Linked DNA regions of Homo sapiens: regions 2, 3, 4 and 5 are each linked to region 1. The links are chromatin loops, found by intact Hi-C in ENCODE. Cell type or tissue: GM12878. All regions are shown on one strand. Region 1 holds the start of LOC105378052 (a long non-coding RNA gene). Region 2 overlaps RAET1L (retinoic acid early transcript 1L). Region 3 holds the start of ULBP3 (UL16 binding protein 3). Region 4 overlaps NUP43 (nucleoporin 43). Region 5 overlaps IYD (iodotyrosine deiodinase).

Evidence for each region. A loop is a pair of places that touch in the nucleus more often than their neighbours do. Peaks named below come from ENCODE experiments on the same cell type or tissue, not always from the same donor. Only the 100,000 strongest peaks of a DNase experiment are listed, where the experiment ranks them.
Region 2: it touches region 1 in a loop (9-fold over the local background); 106 of 110 quality-filtered maps call a loop at or near these places.
Region 3: a loop joins it to region 1, with 2.6 times the contacts of the local background. A loop is called at or near these places in 18 of 110 quality-filtered maps.
Region 4: it touches region 1 in a loop (2.1-fold over the local background); 58 of 110 quality-filtered maps call a loop at or near these places.
Region 5: a loop joins it to region 1, with 8 times the contacts of the local background. A loop is called at or near these places in 17 of 110 quality-filtered maps.

The regions. Positions count from the first base shown.
Region 1 is chr6:149,931,894-149,936,893 of GRCh38, reverse strand. LOC105378052 (a long non-coding RNA gene) reads right to left here and starts at 2,381. Exons shown (of 2, transcript NR_134598.1): 1 at 2,115-2,381; 2 at 575-1,426. In GM12878, a CTCF peak has its summit at 2,558 (motif pointing left); a DNase peak (open chromatin) is centred at 2,513; H3K27me3 peaks cover 237 bases.
Region 2 is chr6:150,015,140-150,020,139 of GRCh38, reverse strand. RAET1L (retinoic acid early transcript 1L) reads left to right here. Exons shown (of 5, transcript NM_130900.3): 4 at 1-32; 5 at 1,285-1,806. The coding sequence ends at 10. Among named protein-coding and RNA genes, the nearest start is that of RAET1L, 7.9 kb to the left of the region's middle. RefSeq lists an enhancer at 2,955-3,194. In GM12878, CTCF peaks have their summits at 3,048 (motif pointing right) and 4,739; no DNase peak of the experiment used is centred here; H3K27me3 peaks cover 202 bases.
Region 3 is chr6:150,066,635-150,071,634 of GRCh38, reverse strand. ULBP3 (UL16 binding protein 3) reads left to right here and starts at 2,514. Exons shown (of 5, transcript NM_024518.3): 1 at 2,514-2,656. The coding sequence starts at 2,569. It overlaps LOC124901428 (a long non-coding RNA gene), which reads left to right and starts at 1,362. Exons shown (of 2, transcript XR_007059809.1): 1 at 1,362-1,877; 2 at 1,985-2,207. RefSeq lists enhancers at 625-1,492, 2,690-2,769, 2,790-2,839. In GM12878, CTCF peaks have their summits at 342 (motif pointing left) and 2,281 (motif pointing right); a DNase peak (open chromatin) is centred at 328; H3K4me3 peaks cover 876 bases.
Region 4 is chr6:149,721,655-149,726,654 of GRCh38, reverse strand. It overlaps NUP43 (nucleoporin 43), which reads left to right. Exons shown (of 8, transcript NM_198887.3): 8 at 1-2,340. Among named protein-coding and RNA genes, the nearest start is that of LATS1, 6.1 kb to the right of the region's middle. RefSeq lists a silencer at 1,926-2,128. In GM12878, a CTCF peak has its summit at 2,627 (motif pointing left); no DNase peak of the experiment used is centred here.
Region 5 is chr6:150,392,603-150,397,602 of GRCh38, reverse strand. IYD (iodotyrosine deiodinase) reads right to left here. Exons shown (of 5, transcript NM_203395.3): 4 at 3,348-3,504. Among named protein-coding and RNA genes, the nearest start is that of IYD, 26 kb to the right of the region's middle. In GM12878, a CTCF peak has its summit at 1,984; a DNase peak (open chromatin) is centred at 1,987.

The DNA.
Region 1 (5,000 bases):
CCCCTCATGTGAAACCCATGTAGGAACCTGCTTCTCGGAGGACCTGGACTAGGGAGTGGGTTCACCAGAGGAAATCATATTTCATGAGATGGAACATTCTGGGAATACTGGCACTCAGCATACCCTTTAATTCATCAAAAGTGAAAAATCACATTATTTGGTCATTTGGGTCCCACAATTCTTCTGTCAATTTAGTTTACTTGGGTTTATATTTTTTGTTGTTGTTTCTGCTGCAATTGTTGTTGTTTTCTTTGAGACAGGCTCTCACACTGTCACCCAGGCTCAAGTGATCCTCCTACCTTAGCCTCCTGAGGAGCTGGGACTACAGTCACATCCTACTACACCTGGTCAATTTTTTAAATTTTCTGTAGAGACAGGGTCTCACCATGTTACTTGCCATGGCTGATCTCCAACTCCTAGCCTCAAGTGTTCCTCCAACATTGGCCTTCCAAAGTTCTGGGATTACAGGCATGAGTCACCAATTCTGACCCAAAAAGTTACGGCTTTTTAGTTTTTACTTTTCACATGGTTGTATGACATTATGTAGATTAAAATTCCATATAAGTAACTTGGGTAATGCTATACAATAAAATGCTTTATTCAGCCACAGCTTTCTAAAAATAGATGTGGCATCAAAATGCGCATTCATCAAATCTTGAAGGAGTTTCAAATCTTTAGAGTGACTCTGAACTCTCGTTTTGGTTGACACAATAATCCATAAAAACAAATAAAGCACCCATTCTGATCTGGAAGGGGTAACGAGGTGAAAATATTGATAAGCCAAAGTGACAGCCTCTTTTGTAGACATGATCCTGCCTAAATTTCTCATGCCTCACAAAAGAGGGCCCTGAATTCCCTGCTTCTCCAGAGCTCCACGCAGTCCTTGAAGCACTCTCTGGCTGTCTCTGCAAGTGGCTGAACAGCTCCTCTTGCTCTCTGTGGGTCTGTGGAGGCTCCAGGTCCCCTAGGCCCAGGTGCTGTCATGCTCACCAGGTCCCACCAAGAGTGCACCCCACCGTGGATGGTGGAGGAGACCAGGTATAGCTGCTCCTGCCCCTACCCCTCTCCTGACCAGCCAATCTTAATAGGAGGAAGGAGCAGGGATGAGTGGAGCCATGGAGGTTGGTGCTGGAAAGAACAGAAATGAAGACCTTTATCCCATCCCCCAAATGATGGGGATCCCTTTCTGAGTTCTAGCAGCCCTTTGGTAGTCTGATGATTAGATTCCTCCCATGCGTCTTAAACCCTATCGTATGGCAGGCACTGTGCTAGGTGCTGGGTTTACACGTGGGTGATGGATGTGTCCAGTCCTCCTGGAACTTAGAAACCAGATATGTCCAGTCCTTCAGGCACTTAGAATCCAGGTACAGAAACAAACATCTACGTGGCTGCTGCTGCTGATGTGTTGTCCTCGAGATGGTTGGGGCTATGAAAGGGCAGAAGAGGGGGTGACTCATTCTGCTTGGGAAGTTGCATGGAGGTTTCTTGGGAGGTGGCATTTCAGACTGCTCTTGTAGAAACTGGAAGAATACAGTGTGGCCAGGTGGGAGGAGAAGACAGGGCACCCAGCAGAGGGACAAGCATGAGGAGGAGGCCTGGGGTGCAAATATCATAGAACTTTGGGGAGCTATGAGAAGTCTGCAGTAATGAACCCTTAGTTACTGGGGTAGACTCTTTCCACAGGGAGGAGGGAATATCTGGAAGGAAGGTAGGGAAGGAGGGGTGGGCAGGAACCTGTCCTGGGGTCCCTGTCTCCCTTCACAGGAAATCAAGTCACCATTCATACATATACATATAGCATACACTCCCACACACACACAGACACACACATAGAGATATGCACATGTGGTCTCACACACACAGAGAGACATGCATGCATAGTCTCACACAAACACACACAGTCGCATGCACAGTCTCACACACACACTACACAGGCACACACACATATGCACACACACAGGCACACAGACACACACATACAAACATACAAACGTTCATGCACAAATACAGACACACACACACACGCACGTGCACACACAGACATACATAAACACACGGGAGAAAGTGGGTGTCATCTCGAGAGTTCTTGTGTCTGTCCCATCCCACCCACTCACCTGTCACCTCTGGGGCTGTCTCCCAGCTCATGAAGGATTTCTGAAGCCATCAAGCAGTATGTCACTGTGTGATCTGAAACACTCAGACACCTCCTCACTCTGACCTTCCTTCCTGGTATCCTTGGCTCTGGGATGAAGCAGCGTCCTGTGGGTTTTCGCGGTAGTAAAAGAGAAACCTCTCCCCTGGGGCAGAACTGCTGGGCCACCAGAGAGCACCCCTCTGCTCTTTGCCCTCAGGGCATCTTGATCTGCAGGGTGAGAGGAACTGCCCCAATCCCCTGAAATAAACTCTTTATTGATCTCTCATCCACCATGATGTCACAATTGTCTCATCCACCATGATGTCACAATTGTCTCATCCGCCATGATGTCACAAACTCACTGTGAGCAAACCCTCTGGGCTTATTGAAATATTTGAAAGATTAGTGGTGCCATCTGCTGGACACCGCAGGAAGTACTGATCCAAAGTATTTTATAGTTTCAACATCAGACTATGCACCATTGCTTTAGATGACATTGTAGTTTTACAATCTGTGATTTCAACAGTTGCTGTGATAAAAAACCAAGAATCCCTGCAAAAATAGGTATGAAATAGGAAATCAGGGTGGCTGTGTCCAATCTGCTTCCAAAGTTTGAGAAGTTGTTCAGTGCCCAGTAGGTACACATGTCCATTAGTAAACATTTGTGCTTATTTAAGAAAGAAATAAACATACTACTTTTTCAATTTATGTGAAATATTTTCTTAAATGGCAATAAAATTGCTAGGTCATAAATATTTATTGTTTGCTCCTGACTACTTAACGAATACATTCTTGGGTACTCTTTTTTTATAGGGTTGTCTTGAAAATGTTACAAAGGCACCTTCTGGATTTTCCCTGGACCACTCCAGTACATTTCATGGGCTCTGCCTCCTGCAGGAAGGCATGAAGCCAGGACACACATGTTACTTTTTTGGGAGTCCTTCCTGTTTAGCCTGTTGAGGACCTGGAGACTCCCTTCCCACTCTTCCTCTCCATTACCTTGCTCCCCACCACCTGAATCATCTGTCACTTTCCTACACCTGATGCAATGCACCTGCTCATTACGTTCACCTGCTGTCCCCACTGGAGCACGGATTTTGTCTGTTTTCCTCAGAGAAGTATCCACAGCACAGCTCACTGTTGGTTCTGAGGCTGTACTTACCCTGTGAGTGAATAAATGAGAGGCAGTGAGTGGGGCAGCGGCCTCTTTCCTGTCCATTTGTTCACTACACTTTAGATGGTAACTTAGGATGTGGTGTAGACCAGTGTTTCCTGGGCACAATAAATCAGAATATATTGTGAAGACAAGAAGTAGAAAGAAATGTTAGGTGGAAGAATATGAATTTTCAAGTAGGAGTTGGGCAGAGTGAGAAACCAATCAGGAAAGGGGTAAGTTTGGTTTGCTTGTAGATAACATGTGGAGAAATGCAGCCATCTGCAATGGAGACTGGGCGCTGTTAGATTCGTTTGCGCCAAGACCACCTCCACTACCTGCCCTTGTCCTACTCTCTCCCGAGGCTGAATGCAGCTCCTGTGCCTTCAGTGCCAAGGAAGCCATAGTTTCAGGTCAGAGGAAGGGCTGGGGCGGACCCTGGAAAAGGAGAGGGTGGGTACAGAAGGGGACAGCTGGGAGCAATGAGTTCCTGAGGATAAACAAAAAAGGTCACTTGAAAATGGAACAAAAAAGGAATAAAGAACAAGGTGGAAATCATCTGAAATTCCATTATGCACAGTTTAATGTTAGGGTTTTAGTAGAATCATCTTCAATTTTTATAAAATTATGATCATACACCTTATAATTATTTTAAATGACTAGAGTTTATTTTTCTAGGGCAGGGTTAGAGTTTATAGTGCAGAGTTCTCTCTTGCCTGTGTCAGTTAAACCCACTTTTTTTTGCCTCGTGTCAATTTGTTTATTCATTTTTATTTTTAAATTTTACTTTAAGTTATTGGATACATGTGCAGAATGCGCAGGTTTGTTACATAGGTATACATCTGCCATGGTGGTTTACTGCACCTATCAATCCATCACCTAGGTTTTAAGCCCCACATGCATTAGGTATTTGTCCTAATGCTCTCTCTCCCCTTGCCCCCAACCCCCTGACAGGCCCCGGTGTGTGATGTTCTCCTCCCTGTGTCCATGTGTTCTCATTGGTCAACTCCCGCTTATGAGTGAGAACATTCGGTTTTCTGTTCCTGTGTTAGTTTGCTGAGAATGATGGTTTCCAGCTTCATTCATGTCCCTGCAAAGGACATGAACTCATTCTTTTTTTTTTTTTTTTTTTTTTTTTTGAGATGGAGTCTCACCACTCTGTCACCCAGGCTGGAATGCAGTGGCGCAATCTCGGCTCACTGCAAGTTCTGCCTCCTAGGTTCACGCCATTCTCCTGCCTCAGCCTCCCGAGTAACTGGGACTATAGGTGCCTGCCACCAAACCCGTCTATTTTTTGTATTTTTAGTAGAGACGGGGTTTTGCCGTGTTATCCAGGATTGTCTTGATCTCCTGACCTCGTGATCTGCCCGCCTTGGCCTCCCAAAGTGCTGGTAGTACAGGCGTGAGCCACCGCGCCCGGCCTGAATTCATTCTTTTTTATGGCTGCATACTATTGCCTGGTATATATGTGCCACGTTTTCTTTATCTGGTCTATTATTGATAGCCATTCAGGTTGGTTCCAAGTCTTTGCTATTGTAAATAGTGCTGCAATAAACATACCTGTGTATGTGTTTTTATAGTAGAATGATTTATGATCCTTTGGGTATACACCCAGTAATGGGATTGCTGTGTCAAACGGTATTACTCGTTCTAGATTCTTGACGAATCACCACACTGTCTTCCACAATGGTTGAACTAATTTACACTCCCACC
Region 2 (5,000 bases), 83 kb before region 1:
TGGCATCTGAGGAGAGTCCTTTAGAGTGACAGGTACTGTGGGCAGAATTGGAAGTGGAGCAAGGAGCAGGTGGGTGAGGAGGCAGGATGGGGAAAGAGAATTCCCGGAGTCCCGCCCCTCCCCGTGGCTGGGACCTTCTCATCCTAACATGAGACAGGTGAATGAGACCTTGTGTTGCCTGTTGGCAATGTTGGCAATGACCTGGGCAGCTCAGCCCTGAGTTCTGATGGTTTCTCACCTTCAGAGTCCAGAGGGAAAGGGAGGGGCCCATACCAAGGCTCAGGGTCTGTTGAGCTTGAGAAGGTTTAGCAAGTTCAGGCCTGATTCAGAGCAGGTTCCTATTCAGGAAGGGTGTGTGGCCTGCAGGCAGCAGGAATTCAGACATGGGCAGTCCTCTTAATTGGGTTAGGTGCATCATGGTAGCTTTACATGAGGTGTGACAGGGGAAGGGGGATTCCATCTCTGAGGCTAAGAGAGATCTGGGTGTAATCCCAGGAGGAGGGGGCTGGGAGAGCCTTGGTACACCTAATTGAAAAGGAGGGAGTGCAGGGCTGCCTTCCCACAGAAAGTAGGTGGAAGGTGAAGAGTAGAGGCTGCTCAAGAGAAGGATTTTTAAAAAGTCAGTCCCATGTACCCGTGGGGTTTGAGTCTGGGCCCTGAGGCAGCTCCCCTGCCATCACACTCCTGCACACCCCAGATCCTGAGCCCAGTCATAGCCCTGCCAGGAGCAGAGTGGACTCAGAGGAAGGAGCATCTGAGCTGCTGCTGGGGTTCCACGGGCACCACTGGGCTGGATAAGGAATGGAAAAGGTGGAACAGGGACAGTCACCTTCAGAACTATGGGTGCTGCTCCCAGTGTGAGGTGATGCTCAAGAAGAAGGGGAAAGAAGGATGTTTGCCTGCAGGCCCACCAAAGGCCAAGGGCACAGGAATACAGAGCCCTCTCTTTGGAAGTCTGTCCCACCCCTTGCCATGTTTTAGACCCTGTCATCAGATGATAAAGAGGGCCTTGAGTGAGGGAGCGGACCCATCACTACCAGCTTCAGACCTGTGGGCCCCTCCACTCCATCCCCTGGTCAGGTGCAGGGCCTGGGCTGACTCTGTGATGTGACAAAGGAGGAAAGAGGTAGGTCCAAGCTGCAGTCGCCAGGGTTGGGGCTCAAGGGAAAAATAGGTCCCTTAGTGCAGGGGGCTCTGAGACATAGAGTGACTAGGGAAAGATTACCGTGGAAAAGTGATCCGGGTTCTCTGCCTCTTAAACCAACATTTGGGTCCTTTCTGAAGGTTAAAGATGATACCAAAAAGCCCCTGTGAGCACGGTCTTGATCAACCTCGCCCTTCTGTCTGGCCAGCTGCCCACCACCTACGGTGTATGTCCAGCAGCCTCCAGCAGATGATGATGACACCATGGACCCAATAGCTCATTCACTGCCTTGATTCCTTTTGCCAACAATTTAACCAGTGATTATTCCTAACATATTATGCAATTTTCTCTTGGTGCTACCTGATGGAATTCCTGCACTTAAAGTTCTGGCTGACTAAACAAGATATGTCAACATTTTCTTTCTTCTCTTTTTGTTTGGAAAATCAAGTACTTCTTTGAATGATGATTTCTTTCTTTCATTACTGACATGATTGTCAGTAAAACAATCATGTTAGACTTCAGACCTCCAGGGATTCTTTCCATGTCCTGAAAGAGAATTGTTTAATTATTTAATAAGAAAAAAATTTATATTAATGATTGTTTCCTTTAGTAATTTATTGCTGTGTACTGATATTTAAATAAAGAGTTATATTTCCCAAAAACCTACTGAGTTTAGAATTTTGTTGTATTACTCAGTAGAGAATTAATGTTATTTCATTTTTCCTCCATGATATGGAGTAATAAATGAGTGATTCTGCCAGACTTTGTGTGGAAAAAGAGAATCTACAAAACATGGCTGAAAAAAATCAGAGACAAAACAAATACATGGAAAAATATTTCATGCTCATGGGTTGGAGAATCAATATAGCTAAAATGGCCATACTTCCAAAAGCAATTTATAGATGCAACACTATCTCTATCAATACCAATGTCATTTTCCACAAAATTAGACAAATCTAATCTAAAAGTTCTTTGGAGTTAAAAAAGAGCCCAAATAGCCAAAACAATCATAAGCAAAAAGAACAAAGCCAGAGACACCACATAGCCTGACTTCAAACTATAATATAAGGCTACAGTGATCAAAACAGAATGGTACTGGTACCAAAATAGACACTTAGATCAGTGGAACAGAATAGACAGCTCAGAAAGAAACCTTCACACCTTTTAACTTTCAACAAAATCAACAAAAAAAGCAATGAGGAAAGAGTCCTAATTCAATAAATGGTGCTGGGATAACTGGCTAGCCATGTGTAGGAGAACGAAACTGAACCTCTACCTTTCACCATATATGTAAAATAACTCGACATGAATTAAAGATTTAAATGTAAGTCCTAAAACTATAAAAATCCTGGAAGATAACCTAGGAAATGCCACTTTGGACATACAGCCTGACAAAGATATCATGATGAAGACACCAAAAGCATTTGCAACCAAAAACAAAAATTGACAAATGTGACCTCATTAAACTAAAGCGCTTCTCCACAGTAAAAGAAATTAGCAACACAGTAAACAGCCTATAGAATGGGAGAAATATCTGCAATCTATGCATCTGGCAAAGCTCTAATATCCAGAATCTACACGGAACTTAAACAACTCAACAAGCAGGAACAAAATTCCAATTAAAAAATAAGCAAAGAATGTGAACAGACACTTTGCAAAAGAAGACCTGCAAGTGGCCAACGAACATGAAAAAATGCTCTTTGGGAAGCCGCGGTGGGCAGATCATGAAGTCAGGAGTTTGAGACCAGCCTGACCAACATGGTGAAACTCCGTCTCTACTAAAAATACAAAAATTAGCCAGATGTGGTGGTGCATACCTGTAACCTGTAATGGTGCATAGTCTGATGTTGGAACTATGAAATACCTTGGACTGGTACTTTCCAGTCTTTTCCAGCAGATGGCACTGTTCATCTTTCAAATATTTCAATAAGCCCAGAGGGTTTGCCAACAGCGAGTTTGTGCCCTGAGCTCCTTGGCACACAACCTGGGATCCACAGCCAAGGGCTAGAGAAGACAAAAGAGACATTGACATCATGGTGGAAGAGGAATCCATAAAGAGTTCATTTCTGAGGACTGGGGCAGTTCCTCCCACCCTGCAGATCAAGATGCCCTGAGGGCAAAGAGCAGAGGGGTACTCTGGTGGCCCAGCAGTTCTGCCCTGGGGGAGGATTCTCTTCTGCTGCAGTGAAAACCAACAGGACGCTGCTTCATCCCAAGGGGACCAGGAAGATAGATCAGAGTGAGGAGCTGTCTGAGTGTTTCAGATCACACAGTGACTGCCTGCTTGATGGCTTCAGAACTCCTTCATGAGCTGGGAGACAGCCCCCAAGGTGAAAGGTGTGTGGGCAGGATGGGCTCGACATGACAACTCTCAAGATGACACGCAGTTTCTCCCATGTGTTTCTGTGTGTCTTTTTGTGTGCCCGTGTATGTGCATGGCTGTGTCTGTATTTCTGCATGCATTTGTGTATGTGTGTCTCTGTGAATGTGTGTGCCTGTGTGGTGTGAGTGTGTGTGAGAGATTGTGCCTGCATGTCTCTGTGTGTGTGCATGTGTGTGTGTGTGTGAGATAACATGCATGTATGAATGTTGAATTGATTTTCTGGTTGACTTGCTGTGGAGGGAGTCAGGGACTCCAGGGGGCTTCCTGCCCACCCCTCGTTCCCTGTAGCCAGTAGCACAAATGGCGTAATAAAAGGTAGTTTAATTTCATTTCATGCAAATGTAAAACTTTTGTGCTTCCAAAAGAACTCCAATTAGAAGATTAAAAAAAAACTTCCAGAACGAGAGAAAATCATTGAAAATCATATATCTGGTAATGGACTGTTATTCTGAATATATAAAGAACTCTTCCAACTCAATATTACAAAGGGAAATAACCCAATTTAAATATATGCAAGGAATTTGAATAGACATTTCTCCAAAGTGAGACAGGTATACTACACGGTGGTCTCAAAAGAATAGAAAATTTTGGGCAGCAGTTTCAGGTGACTAGCAAAAGAAATCTGTTGAAATATCTGCAGTGGCTCTGGGCTGATAAGTTGCTGAGAAACAGCATGTGGACCAAGCTGACTAAGAATGAGTGGATCCAACATGGCCCTGGATTTGACCTAGGTTTCACCTGGGACCTCATTACATGCTGATAAACACACTAAACACACACTAGCCAGCTCCCTAGCAGTTCTGAGAATACCCATATTTGGTGTAAAAATTCGAGGCACCAGAGTTCTGAGAATCCCTGTCCTTCTTCCAGGAATTTTCATGAATATTCCACCCCTTGGTTGAAGAAACCAGGAAAGGTGGCAGCACCAAACCCCCTTGCACCTGCCTCTCTCTTGAGTTCCCCTGCACTCCCTTTACTTGAGTGTGTACTTTTCCTTTTACAATAAATCTCCGTCCTTCCTCTATTTTCCTACTGGTCTTCGAATTCACTTCCCCAAGCGCTGCCAAGAGCCCCGCACCGGCTGGGGTCGCGGTCCAACCGGCGTTTAGGGACCTCCCCTTGCCCACTGGCATCAGAAGAAGAATGCAAATGGCAGTGAGCCCAGGAAAAGGGGCTCAGTGTCCACAGACCTCAGGGAAATGCCAACCGCACCCACAAGGCGACGCCTCACCCCGCTAGAATGGGTGACCCCAAACACTGTGAGGCTGGAGGGGGTGGGGCCTGCGTTCCTTACAAGGCAGAGAGCAGGAGACTGAGAGTTGGTGGAGTGTAGGGCTGTTCCTGTGTCATCCTCTTCCCGTTTTCCTGGCGGAGGTTTCTCTTTGTTCTCTGGCCCTCCCTGCTTCCTTCCTCTCCCTTTCTCTGGTTCTCCCTCCCATCCTTCATTTCCAACCATCCCAAGGTTTTCTCCGC
Region 3 (5,000 bases), 130 kb before region 1:
GGAGGCCGAGGCAGGCAGATCACCTGAGGCCGGGAGTTCGAGATCAGCCTGGCCAACACGGTGAGACCCTGTCTCTATTAAAATTGCAAAAATTAGCCGGGGGTGGTGGCAGGTGCCTCTAATCCCAGCTACTCGGGAGGCTGAGGGAAGAGAATCGCTTGAACCCGGGTGGCAGAGATTGTAGTGAGCTGAGATCGTCCCATTGCACTCCAGTCTGGGCGACAGAGTGAGACTGTCTCAAAAACAAACAAACCGGAAAACAACAAATAAAACCCAACAACTAAAAAAGGCAAAAAAAAAAAAAAATTACCAACCTCGATGCTGCCACCTTCAGGCCGCTGGGGGTTACAACCTCCGCTCCAGCTCCCCTCTGAACCTGTGCTATTCTTCTGAGTCCCATTCACTCCCACAACTGTCTCATTCATTCACTGGTTCACTCAGCTTCCAACCACCCTTACATCACGTCAGGCTCACCAGGTGATGGAGAGAAAAATCATCCTCTGTGGGTCTGAAAAACATGCCTGAGTCTTGATGGTGGGTCTTGTTTTCATTTCCTCCCCATCACAGCGCCCCCAGGGCCATGAAGAGGCCATGGCCTGGGCTCAGAGATCCAGCTCTCCTCAGGGTGGGCCTGGCAGTTGCTGACTTCAGGGAGAGCTGGAGGCCTCACAACTGAAATAGGAGACCTGCCCTGGGTCCTTAGCATGTGCAAGGACAGGGTTCCTTGTAGAATCTGCTCATTTCATCTGTGTTCATAGCATTTGTCATTTTCCACATGCAGACATCCATTCCTAGAAAGCTGAAGAAGCTTGCACAGGAATATTCAGCCACAATATCAGCTGACTTCCATATCTGAATGCATGATCTCTAGATCCCGGCCATTACAATAACATTTGGGCCACTTCTATCCCCATCCTGGGCAGGCCTGAGTCTGTTGGCCAGATGCCTGCAGCAGGGGTGAGTCAGGAGGGCCCAGGTGTGCACAAAAGCCCCTCCTCCTGTCCTGCTTGGGGCTCTCCTGCCAGCCTCCTTCTACCTTCCTCCTGTTCCCCCAGTCACTGGCCCAGGTCACCTGGCCTCGGGGTGGTGCTGCCAGGGCCTTCCCAGAGGCCTCCTCCCAGGACTAACCTGGGCTCCTGCCCCCAGCCCTGTACATGGGAGGCTCTTCTCACACACAGATCCTGGGACCCGCCAAGCTCTGCCCCTCCCAAATCTGAGAACTGCCCACCCTTGTGTGTCTGTTGTCCTCCAAACTACCCTCCACATGGCCCCTCCTGCACAGGGGCTCTAGTGCATCAGGCCAGAATCTTCTAGGCTCCTGTGTCCCTGCTCAGTCACAGAGGTGGCTGCCCTCCCATGACTCTGTCCTGAAGCAGAAACAGGCCCTGGGCTTTGTCCAGGCCTCCTCCTCTTTCCCACAGCCTCAGGACCCTCGGGATTGATGATCACCAGGTGCAGGTGATCCCAACATGAAGACTGTACGGAGTGGGAGGTCTGTGCCGATTTTTCTCATTCAATAGGGAATGGGCTGAGTGGCTGGGGCCTGAGTGGCACTCAAGATCTCTGTCCACTCCTCATCCCAGGCTAAAGCCCTCCCTTGCGGCCAAGGGCCACTGGGCCCATCACCTCCCTCTGGCTTCTGCCCACAGATCTAGATGTTTCCATGGTGACTGAGACGAGGATACACTCGGGTTGCCGCTTTGAGGATGGCTGCAGTCACCATCCAGGGACAGGGCAGAGATGCGCGTGCAGCCATGGATTTGCGTGTAGCTGGCCACAGATGGGTGTACAGCAAAGTGAGCCCCACGCATGCGTAGACCCTCCCTCGGCTTCTGCTCTCCATGGAAACACAATTGATCATTTGATCACTGATCACGGTAGGCCACTAGGGCTTTCTTTTCTTTCTTTTTTTTCCCAGAAGTCATAAAGGGATATAGAATATACTTTATTCTATATATATTCTATATATTCCTCATGCTTTTAGTGGAGAGGCAAAGAAGGTCTGCTCCGGACTGGGAAGCAGCTGCGCCCTGGACGGAGAGGGGCGGGGACTCCTTGGCGCAGGCTGAAGGAGGGCAGGTGTCGCTGGCGGAGGCAGTGACGGGGGGACACAGCCGCCACTGGATATCCCTGTGCAAGTTTCTTCGCTTTCCTGTGCATCAGTGCTTACATTGGGGTAATAATAAATGGTGTGTTAAAAAATTAAATGAGGCGGTCAAGAAGGAATCGTGTCCTGGCCCGCGCGGAGCCTGGGGTGGAGGGTAAGGGTTGGCCAGAGGGGGCCGCTGTCAGGCCACGAGCCCGGGGCGGGACGAAGCGGAGCCACAGCAGGCATAGGCTCCCCGGGTCCCAGCCTGGGGTGGGGCGGGGAAGGGCGGGACGGGGCGGGATAGGGCGGAGCATCCCTCCAAACGTGGGCAGGCGTAGGCTCCCCTGGATCCCGGGGCGGGACGGGACCGGACGGGGCCGAGCACACTCAATCACTAGCTGGCATGCGAGGGCCGAAGTGATTCATACGCTGGTCTCCACATCGACTGCGCCTTGTGTCCCGGGCGCTCCTGGTCTACAATGGCAGCGGCCGCCAGCCCCGCGATCCTTCCGCGCCTCGCGATTCTTCCGTACCTGCTATTCGACTGGTCCGGGACGGGGCGGGCCGGTGAGTTCGGGGATGGAGCCTAAGCGGGGCGGGGGCCAAACCTGGGGGGCTGTGGACTGCAGCGGGTTTCAGAGGAGGGAAGCCTTCTAGAAGGACCGGCGCGATCTCCCCGGACTGCCCCCACGCTCAGTTCCGATTCGCTGCTCTTTTTCGCCAGGTCCGCTTCCTGCGGCTGCTGCTTGCCCTGCAGAGCAGGAGGGGGGTCAAAGAAGGCGAAAAAAGAACCGCAGGAGGGTGGAGGGGCCAAAAAGCTGCAGAGGGCGAGGTGGGGAGGGGATCCCTGGTGCAACCCCGCAGCCCCACTCGTCCTCGGGAAGGAGAAACCAGAGCCCCCGGAACCCGAGCTGGGGTCAAGACATGGGTGACGCCAGCGTCATATAGAATAGTCACTAAGCAGACAGGAGTCAGCAAACCCTTTCTAGAAAGGAAAGGCTGAAGGCACTTTGGTCCTTGCTGGCCGTGAGTTCTCTGTCTCTGTGTCAAGTCCCGTCCCTTTGTAGAGCAACAGCAGGCAATGGCAACCTGCAAGTAAAAGAGAAACCTGAAATGGACCCTGTCCTAGGTTGCAGACTCCAGATGAGGGCACATGCTGTGTCCTGGCAATTGCTGCCCCATCCCCTAGGGTGTCATCTCTAAGTTGTGTAAGTTGAAGAGTCACAAGTGTGTCCTACCCTGCCTGTGGCTTCTGGGAGGTGTGGATGTGATGAATGTGAGGGGGAGTCCCATGGTTCGGGGCCTACTGCTCCCCTCCTTTGTTGCTGAGTAGCATTAACGGTCCCCAGGGGCCATTCAGGGACCCTCCCTGAAGCCTCAGGTGTGACCTGAGGGTGGGGGGGTGTAGCCATGTGGTGTCCTGGGGATCAGAGCCAACTGCTTGTGCAGCTTCTTGGTTCCCTGTGGCCCTGCTCCTGCCCATCCCAGGAGACCCACCTGTGTCTTCTCACTGTGGGGCCTATCTTCCTAATGACCTAAAGGGTGAGGAGCACACCCTGTGATGGGCAGCTCTGAGGCTGTGTGGTCACTGCCCTCCCATAGCTGGAGGCCCATCTCCACAGGGGCCCAGGACCACAGCAGGAGCCACTTTTAAATGAGGGGATTTCACTGCTGTGAGTGGCACAGCTTTGCTTCTGAGCACTAGGGGACCCTGTTGGATTCTGTGGTTGGGAATAGCCATGAAATCCACATAGCACCTTTTCCAACCACACATGCTTCTGGGATCTTAGGGAGTCCAGGGTCAAATAGCTGTAGTGGCAGGTCCAGCCACACCCCTCATCACAGAGTGTGTATGGCTGCATCCCAGCTATAAGAGCAGAGTTGAGTAGTGACAGGGGAGGTCATATGACCAGCACAAACTATAATAGTTACTACATTAACTACAAACACTATCCATTCCCGGTAGAAATCCAGGAAATGTGAAATTACCATTGAATGGGTCTATGAACCCAGCACATCCCTCTAAGCTGGACCTGACACAGAAGTCCATCTGTTACTTTGCCCCAAATGCACCTCATGAGTAACAGGGGAGCAAGTTAATGCTTCACATCCCTGGGAAGAGCTCGGATCACACACTGTGTCCACTAGGAGTGTCTGAGTATTTGCTGTTTCATGGTGTACAGTTACCAGAGTGACTACCCATCTGGCTCTGTGGGGGAGGCTGAAGGAGTCATTGCAATTGCTGTGGGGTTGAAGGAGCCCACCAGGGGCTCTGGGCTCTCCTTCTAGTAATGGACTCTGCGTCTGAGATGTGGCTCAGTTCTCAAAGCTGGGCGAGGGAGCTCAGTTATTTCCCGGGGTGACAACTTTCAGCCTCCTGGTCATCCATCCTTGCATTTTGTCTTTGTGGTAATTATTTAAATCTAGTAGTATCCGGGTGGAGTCTCCATCTCTTTTGGATCTTGGACCCTTTTGTTCTATGAGCCATGGGCATAGCTTTGTAAGACTGAGGACCCCAGCTAGCATTGTGACTTCTCTAATTATTTCCATCATTGCACCCTCCTTCCTGCTGACAGTTGACGGCCTCCACTTGAGATCTCTTATTTCAGGATTTTCCATCCCCATTACTACTGGGAGCCCATTTCAGGAAGAGCATCTCCTACCCCTGACCCTGGGCTTCAGCAACAGGCATCCCTGAGCTTCTTGACAGTCTGCTGCCTTCTCCTGGGGCCTTCTTTATATGCTAGGTAAACAGGAGTCTTCCAGGCTTCCCTTGAGCACAGAGGGTGAACATTGTTCTGGATTTTCATACTGCAGTCACTCTGGCATGGGCACTTCTCTTAGTATTTTGTTCCTTCCTGTACAACCTGCCACGTAAGACCTGGGTTTTCTGTTTCATGCGGTGTGGGTC
Region 4 (5,000 bases), 210 kb after region 1:
TTGTGGGAATTAACACATCAATGGTGGTTATGGGAACTACCAATGGGTTCCTACAATTTTTATCAGTAGTATGTGGCATATACACCTTCCTAGTGGCAGTTGCCAATGTTAATGATTATTCTTTTTATTGCAAGTATTTCCTATGATCCTTCCACACTTTATTTCCTTAATAATAATAAACTTTTTCAGAAAGAATTGAGTAGAGCAAAAATGACAAAGATGTGTAGCTGTGTTCAATTTTTTTTTTTTTTTTTTTTTGAGGCAGAGTCTTGCTCTGCTGGAGTGCGGTGGTGCAATCTCGGCTCACTGCAACCTCCACCTCCCAGGTTCAAGCAATTCTCCTGCCTCAGTCTCCTGAGTAGCTGGAACTACAGGTGTGCGCCACCACGCCCAGCTAATTTTTGTAATTTTAGTAGAGACAGAGTTTCACCATGTTGGCCAGGATGGTCTCGATCTCTTGACCTCATGATCCACCCGCCTCGACCTCCCAAAGTGCTGTGATTACAGGTGTGAGCCACTGCACCCGGCCTGAAATTTTTTTAAGGTGAAAATGTTTTGACAAGTTCCTTTTTCAGAATAGGTTTTTGAGCAGAACTCTTTCAGCTTGTTAGACCCAACTTTGCTTTTGTTTAGCTTCACAGCATAGCTGAAAGTTGCCAAACTGGACATTGTGCAATAAAGTAGAATTCTATATTGATAAGCAAACTATTTCCAAACTAAAAATGTGATAGATAAAAGTGTGATTAATCAAATGATATGATCAGAGTAAAGAATTTTGCCATTTTGATCCTTTTACTTTGTTTTAGCCACCTATAGTGTTACCAACCATCTTTATCCTTGTCTGCAGGGATAATAATGAACTAATGTAGTGTTTTAAGATAATTTAATGATACTATCTTTCCAAACTTTGTTAGATTTTAAATGTATTATTGACCTGAGACCTTAATGACAAATCACTGCTATTAGACAATTGAAGTGTTCATTTACTTTGTAATTCCAATAATCATAGTTATGGAATTATGGTAAGGTTTTGCTTTTCTGTCCTAATAAATATATATATTTTTTGAGATGGAGTTTTGCTCTTGTTGCTGAGGCTGGAGTGAAATGGCATGATCTCAGCTCACTGCAACCTCCGTCTCTTAGGTTCAAGCAATTCTCCTGCCTCAGCCTCCCGAGTAGCTGGGATTACAGGTGCTCACCACCACACCCAGCTAATTTTTGTATTTTTAGTAGAGATGGGGTTTCACTGTGTTGGCCAGGCTGGTCTTGAACTGACCTCATGATCCACCTGCCTCAGCCTCCCAAAATGCTGGGATTACAGGCTTGAGCCACTGCTCCCGGCTGATTTTTGTATTAGTAGAGACGACAGGGTTTCACCATGTTGGCCAGGGCTGGTCTCGAACTCCTGACCACAGGTAATCAGCCCGCCTCGGCCTCCCAAAGTGCTGGGATTACAGGCGTGAGCCACTTAGTATTTGTAACCATAAGAGAAAGTATATTTTAACAGCATTACATTTCATGCCAATTGACAAGTTTTGCCAATTTTAATAAGAAACTAAGCTTTATGTAATGTAACACCGTAATTTATGAATTTGTTCATTGTCACTGCCTTTATTCATGAAACTGTCAAATAGAGTGTCTTTCAAGGGTTGCAGGATCTTAGAGATAGAAAGTACCTTGGTGATCATCTCCAGCCTAAATTTCATCATCCCTTCTATGGTATTCCCAACAAATTATCATCCAACCTATACTTAAAAACATATGGTGGCCAGGCATGGTGGCTCACGCCTGTAATGCTAGCACTTTGGGAGGCCGAGGTGGGTGAAGCACCTGAGGTCAAGAGTTCGAGATCAGCCTGGCCAACATGGCGAAACCCCGTCTCCACTAAAAATGCAAAAAAAAAATTAACCGGGCGTGGTGGCAGGCATCTATAATCCCAGCTACTTGGGAGGCTGAGGCAGGAGAATTGCTCAAACCCGGGAGGCAGAGGTTGCAGTGACCCAAGATCGTGCCACTTCACTCCAGCCTGGGCAAAAGAGCAAAACGCCATCTCAAAAAATATACATATATAAGGAGATAAAGTTTCCCATTTTCCAATACAGTTTCACATTTGAACAGCCCTAATTGATACAACTTTATGGCAGGGTTTTAGTGTGTGAGTGGGATCCAAAACACTCAATCCTGTAAAAGGGTACAGTCCTATTGTATGTTAACACACTGATGATGTGAGCCTGTGAGATGAGCCAATCACCAGTTGTTATGTTCGAATCTGCTTTGTGTTGGGACGCTTTAATGTCAGGGTTTCACTAAATAAATGAATTTTCATATACTGAACTGAAATTTGCTTCTATCTGTCTTATCTCGGGAGCCACACACACAAAATTCCTCTCATCACATATTCAAATATTCAAAATTGATTATTATAGTCTCTCCAGTGAAGGTTTCCTTCTCTTTCTTTCCATTTTTGGCTAAATCCTTCTTATCCTTCAAGACTCCTTCTAGGTGTCATTTTCTCCAGACAGCTTTTATTGGCCTCCAGCAATCCGGACTAAATTGCACTCTGCTTCAAAAGCCCATTGTGCAGAACTTAAATTGTGCGCAAAGCAGTGTGTTAAGGAGCCTGTCTCCCCCTACTGGGCCACAAGATCAAGAACAGCGCCCATGTCTTCGTGTAACAGTGTTTAACAGTATCTGAACCATAGTAAGCAATGAGTCACTGTTAATTGACCTTGTTTTCACAATCTTGTTTTCCCTTTAAAAATTACTGCTCTTTGTCAAAGGCCTTTTTTTTTTTTTTTGAGACTTTAAGTCTCGCTCTGTCGCCCAGGCAGGAGTGCAATGGCACGATCTCAGCTCACTGCAACCTCTGCCTCCCAGGTTCAAGCAATTCTCCTGTTTCAGCCTCCCGAGTAGCAGGGATTACAGGTGTGCGCCCAGCTAATTTTTTGTATTTTTAGTAGAGACAGGGTTTCACCATGTTGGCCAGGCTGGTCTTGAACTCCTGACCTCAAGTGATCCACCCTCCTCCACCTCCGAAAGTGCTGGGATTATAGGCATGAGCCACCGTGCTCGGCCAGAGGCCTTCTTTTAAGTGTGACTTCCAAGATAAACACTTTTTCATATATTGTCTACCTTGGTGATTATGACAGAAATCTTGCCATCCTGTTAATAGGAATGATATTCCTTTGTAATGCTGTGTCAGCTTTCTGAAGTGTTCACATGTGATACTCCTAAGCCACACTTCCTATATTCGGAAGTTAATACAAATGGTTTTTAATCCTTAATATGGGCCTTTCTTGTTCTAAGAAAAATTTCATTTCAATATAGGAAAGGACTAACTATTTTCTTTGAATCTTTTGTAGAAGCTATTATTTTCTCCATAATTAGCCCAGCGTGCTCTCTCCACTTTCATCCCATTGATTAAGAAAGATGTTTGAGACAGGATTTCACTCTGTCACCCAGGCTGGAGTGCAGTGGTGTGATCCCCAGCTCACTACAGCCTCGATATCCTGGGCCCAAGTGATCCTTCCACCTCGGTCTCCCAAGTATCTGGGACTGCAGGCATGTACCACCAAGCCTGACTAATTTTTGCAATTTTTATTGAGATGGTGTTTCACTATATTGCCCAGGCTGGTCTTGAACTCCTGGGCTCAAGCAATCTACTTGCCTTGGCCTCCCGAAGTGCTAGGATTACAGGCAAGAGCCACCATGCCCAGCCAGAAAGATGTTAAATGAAATGAAGTTTTTAGGCCCACTGCTGGAGTCTTCTCAATTATCAATGAAACATGAATCTCTGGTATTTGGCTACAGTTACTGAAATATTTATAAAACAACCTAATTTATTGACATTTCATTCCATTTATCTTATTTCCAAGGTTATTGTGAGAAAATGTGCTGTAGTTATACTATCAAAAATTTGGCATAATTGAAAAATTCCTGGTCCTTTGTGAATAGTACTTTTATTTAATTGTATTGTGGAAACATCCTTTTAATAATCCACTCTAGACTCTTGTCCAAGAAGCATATTAAATTCAACAGTATATAGTTTATATTGAACCTTTAGTTAAGCTTATGGTGTCAATAGTATCTAGCTCAGACTAATAGAAGGTCTGGCCAGGTGCAGTGGCTCACGCCTGTAATCCCAGCACTTTGGGAGGCCAAGGGGGGTGGATCACCTGAGATCAGGTGTTCAAGACCAACATGGTGAAACCCCGTCTCTACTAAAAACACAAAAATTAGCCTGGCCTGGTGGCAGGCACCTGTAGTCCCAGCTACTCAGGAGGCTGAGGCAGGAGAATTGCTTGAACCCAGGAGGCAGAGGTTGCAGTGAGCGGAGATCGTGCCACTGCACTCCAGCCTGGCAACACAGCAAGACTCCATCTCAAAAAAAGAAAAAATGGGGCTGGGCACGGTGGCTCACACCTGTAATTCCAGCACTTTGGGAGGCGGAGGCAGGCGGATCACCTGGGGTGGGAAGTTCGAGACCAGCCTGACCAACATGGTGAAACCCCATCTCTACTAAAAAAAAAAAAAAAGAAAATTAGCCAGGCATATTGGCACATGCCTGTAATCCCAGCTACTTGGGAGGCTGAGCCAGGAGGATTGCTTGAGCCTGGGAGGCAGAGGTGCAGTGAGTGAGCCGAGATTGCACCATTGCATTCTAGCCTGGGTGACACAGCATGACTCAAAACTAAATTACATTAATTTAAATTTAATTAAAGTATTTTTTAAAAAATTTGTAGCTGCAAAAAATCAGAAGAGTTTTTACCCCTCTATAGGGGTAGAATAAACTAAAAAATCTTAGCCAGAGAAGTCTTAGAATCCATGATACACCAGTAGCAAGGCATACACCTAGCACCCAGATTTGGTTTCTTATACCATATTCCAATAAAAGGAACCAGGGATCCTTGGAGGAATGGTGATCCCTGAACCGGGGCAAGAAATATACAAGATATCTTGGAGAACTGGGCGCGGCAGCTCAAGCTTGTAATCCCGCACTT
Region 5 (5,000 bases), 460 kb before region 1:
TACATATTCGGTTTTGTTTTTTGTTTTTTTTTTGAGACAAAGTATGGCTCTATCACCCAGGCTGGAGTGCAGTGGCATGATCTCGGCTCACTGTAACCTCTGCCTCCTGGGCTCAAGCCATCCTCCCACCTCAGTCTGCTAAGTAGCTGAGACTATAGGCATGCACCACCATGCCTGGCTATATTTTGTATTTATTTATAGAGATGGGGTTTTGCCATATTGCCCAGGTTTGTCTCAAACTCCTGAGCTTAAGTGATCTGCCCGTCTCAGCCTCCCAAAGTGCTGGGATTACAAGTGTGAGCCACCATACCTGGCCAATTTTCCTGCTAAATATTCTTTCCTGAACTCCAGTGATCTGCCTGGAATCTATGATTTGTTATCAATAACTCTAATATTGGCATTTGAACCCATATATATTTATGAACCCATATATATATGAACCCATATATAGATACATGCACACATGCACATATATGAATCTAGAGTGACTCAATATAGTTTCTTGCTGAAGGTCTCTTATACAACATCATCATATACTATACCTTGATTAACGAAGATTTCACAATACCTGAGAGACTGTTCTCAAGAATACATGCATCAAAAAACCTAACTGATTTCTTCTTTCTGTCATTAGCTCTACTTTATCATGGCGTTTCTTCTCCTTGATCATATCTTCACATAGTATTTGAACTTGCAATGGATAAATCTTAATTTTTTTTTTTTTTTTTTGAGACGGAGTCTCGCTCTGTCGCCCAGGCTGGAGTGCAGTGGCGGGATCTCCGCTCACTGCAAGCTCCGCCTCCCAGGTTCACGCCATTCTCCTGCCTCAGCCTCCCGAGTAGCTGGGACTACAGGCGCCCGCCACCACGCCTGGCTCATTTTTTGTATTTTTAGTAAAGGCCGGGTTTCACCATGTTAGCCAGGATGGTCTCGATCTCCTGACCTCGTGATCCGCCCGCCTTGGCCTCCCAAAGTGCTGGGATTAGAGGCGTGAGCCACCGCACCTGGCCAAGTCTTAAACTTTTTTGAGAAAATATTTACACCTTAATTTAGTGTCATTTTATATCTTGGTCCTTTTCAAGACATAGCTTTTACTCCATACTGAATTTTGTATGTCTCTAGCAGTAGAAACCTGCAAATACACAGACCATATTAAACAATTCCTCTTATTAATATTATTAATGTTAAGTTGACTTCTATTATTATTTTATCTTTCACTCTCTCGATGTGAGTACTTTGGTCTTATTATAGGTCAGGATTTTTTTAACTGGAATCCTCAGACCCCCAAAGGGCCAAGGATTGAATTTAGCAGGTCCATGAACTTGAATTTGAAAAAAAAAGTTTTCATATTCACTAACATCTAACTGAAATTTAGCAGTTTCTTCCTTTATAAATGTAGGCAGCAAACCACAGTAGTGTTAGCAATATCTATGACTTTATCACCAATGAAATCCACAGTTATTTTCATATCATTTTACAGTTGTTATAGATATTTTAAAATATCATTACATTCATCACTACTTTAAAATTATAGAGCTACGACTAGCTCTTGGTATTTAATATATTAATAAAGGCTTGTATATTATATTCTAAACAACAACCACCACGGCAAGTTCCTATGACTACAGAGCCAACCATGGAAGCAGAGCATCCCCACCCAGTGAGATGCTGATGCCCGTTGATAGGGGACTCAGTGGCCAAGGGGTACCCCATCGACCTCTTTCCAAGCCTCCAAATAACAAACATCTAAGTAAAAGCAATGAGTAGCTTCCAGACACTTCCCCGCCTGCCCCTCTCCAGCTTTTCCAATCAGATCACCACCTCTAAACCTGACCAGGAAGTTCTGGAAGCTGCCTCTACAAGACATGCATGGCGCGCTTATCAGACCCAGTCACCATACTGGAGATGCGGGCTTCATGGAGATTTTTCTTTCCTCCATCACTAATCATAACCTACTCTCGGGATTATGCCTTATGAAAGCTAGGGGGCAGCAAACTCAATGGCAAAGTGAAAAAGACTGCCTGCTGCAGAGGCACCTGGGCAGCCTTGTGAGCTGAGCTTGCTGCAGGCTTCGCTGCTTCTTCCAGGACCCTCAATCAGGTGGCGGTGCCTCGCAGTCTGATGCCGCATGGTGATTCCATTATTTACCTGCTTACAGATTCAGGAAGGAAATCAATGCCAGCTCCTTCAGGATAATTTTTCCAAAAACCTAAAACACATTTCAATGACTACATTTTGGGAGGTGTTATTCAACATACATGTTTTTCTTTGAGATAGTGAAGAAGCTCTCTTTTTTTTTTAATCCATTGTCTCTCAAAAGTATGGTTACTTGCTCTTATAATCTTGTTTTCTACATTTATTTTATGGGTTTACCATCTCTCTCTATCCACTACCCAGCCCCCAGTCTCTGCTAGAATATACAGTTCATCAGACAACTATCCCCAGTGGCTCCCAGGAACTGCCACGTAGAAGGAGCTCAGAGGCCAGGCATGGTGGCTTACGCCTGTAATCCCAGTACTTTGGGAAGCTGAGAAGAGTGAATCACTTGAGCTCAGGAGTTGAGACTAGCCTAGGCAATATGGCAAAACTCCATCTATACAAAAAATGCAAAAATTAGCATGGTGGTGCCTGCCTATAGTCCCAGCTATTCAGGAGGCTGAGGTGGGAGGATCACTTAAGCCCGGGGGTCAAGGCTGCAGTGAGCTGTGATGGTGCCACTGCACTCCAGCCTGAGTGACACAATGAGACCCTGTCTCAAAACAAAACAAAAAGGAGCTCAGAAAATATTTGTGGAGTGAATGCACTGTTGAGTGAATGCATGAATAGTTTGAAAACTATACAGCAATCCTGCTCCATTTCATGTTAGCATTGCTCTCGTTCCTATGCAGATGGAATTTTTGAAAAGCACATGACCTTCTTCCTAATGCCATGCAACGCAAACTTCTCAGAAAAGGGCCTCTATGAAGAGCCCTTCTCATGGCTTTTTAGTCATTCCATCATCTCTGAGAGCAACAGTAAACGTATCCAGGGAGTTAGCCTCTGTGACTTTTAGGCTCCAAAGTACTTCATGTGGGTCTGCCAAAACCCTTGAAACTTCATGTTGTTACAGATGACTGCAAACACAACACCAATTTTTCTAACTTGAAATGATGTTATAAGTGAATTCCCAGCTTGCTGAACCATCATAGTCACCAATCCAGGTTTCCAGAGTCAGTTTTCACATCAGAGTTACCTCACTTAGGAATTCTACTTTAGATTAAAAAAAAATTTCCAAATGTCCCTGAATTGAAAACTCAGCTGAAATGTTCTAATAAGGCCACCCTGTAACCCTTGATGTCTCAACATACCTGCAGGGCAGCTAGCAGGATGCCACAAGCGATGGAAACACTGATCTCATTGTAGTAGTGGACTTTTTTCTTGCCATTTGCGGCGAAACCATGTACTTGTTTGAAAATGAGAATCAAAATAGGGGCAGTATCCAAGTACTCTTTAATCCAGTTGGTTCTGTGAAGAGAAAAGAGATTCAGGATAATATTTGCCCATATTTTTTGTTCTCTTTTACTACCTTAGCTTCTTTATGATAAAAATAAAAACATATTTACTCATCTTTTATATTTAAATTGAAAAGCTGCAGAATTTTTGTTTTTGTCTCATTCCACTTTTTCTGACCAGGATCATTCAATTTCATAAACATGTCTTAATAAGTGCCTAGTATGGCAAGACATATGAAATGCTGAAAGATACAAGGGCAGGTCCTATTACCCAGCATGCACTGGGTCAAAATTCAGCAAGGGAGAAGGCAAGGATGGCAGTGAGGTTTAGCCAAAATCACAGGTGGGCAGATGGCAATGCTGTTCACCCAGTTATAGAAAAAAGGAAGGGAACTTCTGTGGGAGAGGGAGATCATTCATGTAAGGTGTAAATGCAGAACTGAATTTTTGTTTTCCAGCTCAGAATATCTTTCTTGATTTCATTACCCTGGCCCACACATTTTGGCAGAAGTTTTATTCTAGCACAGATAGTCAAAGGACAGAGAGTCATATAATCCCATATATTGGGATTTTACCTTAGGATATCTTATATCATTCATTAGCAAGAGACAATCACCATTCATTTCATTTCTAGCTTGGTTATGCTTCCTCATTCCAAAGCACACGAAACTCACTTGTGTATTTCTCCATGGCTCCTCTTACGCTATGAATATCTGTATGTTACACTTTCAAAGCTACTTAACCATACTTCAACCAGCTTAGTCACATTTGACCATTATCATTTCTTTTCTCCCTATAAAGAGGGAAAATGGTAACGCTTTAGAAGATCTGCACTGGAGCTGGGCTGTCTTGGCCACTGGGCAAGCTACTTGGCCTCCCCTGGAGCTGTTACCTCCTCTATAAAATGTACTCTTGTGTACCCACCCCCTGTGGTTATTGCAAGGGTGAAAATAGTTAAAATACATAAAGTGGCTTAAAGCCAAGCATCAGAATTTCAAATCATGGAAATATCAACACAGAGGAGCCACTTGTAATCCACTTTCCTGACTCACTGGATGAACCAACACTCTCCATTCCCTCCACAGAGCACGCGGACTGTGCTTCGGCGCCCGGAGCAGACCCCGAGGGCTGCATTTGTTGAGGGACCACAGAGAAACTACTTACACTGAATTCCCCTCCACTTCTTTCCTGGAGTTGAGGAAGCCAAAAAGTTACTAAGGCCTCACAGATAACTACACTTGTGTTAAACTTGTCCTAAAACTAAAACCTGCTTAGTAAAATCATTTGGAAGACCTGATCACTTTAGCAAAATGTAATTTGCTTCATGCAAGATCTTGAGAAGAATTTTACCATTTTATGTTCCAGACGAGTGAAAAGTGAAGTAATTCCTCAATTATTTACTAAGCAAATAATTGAGTCAGAGCCTATTTACCAAACGCTCACATGGCAATACAGGAGTGAGCCCGGACTTAACTTCCGTAATTCCTCCAAGAGGCAGAATAGAATCAA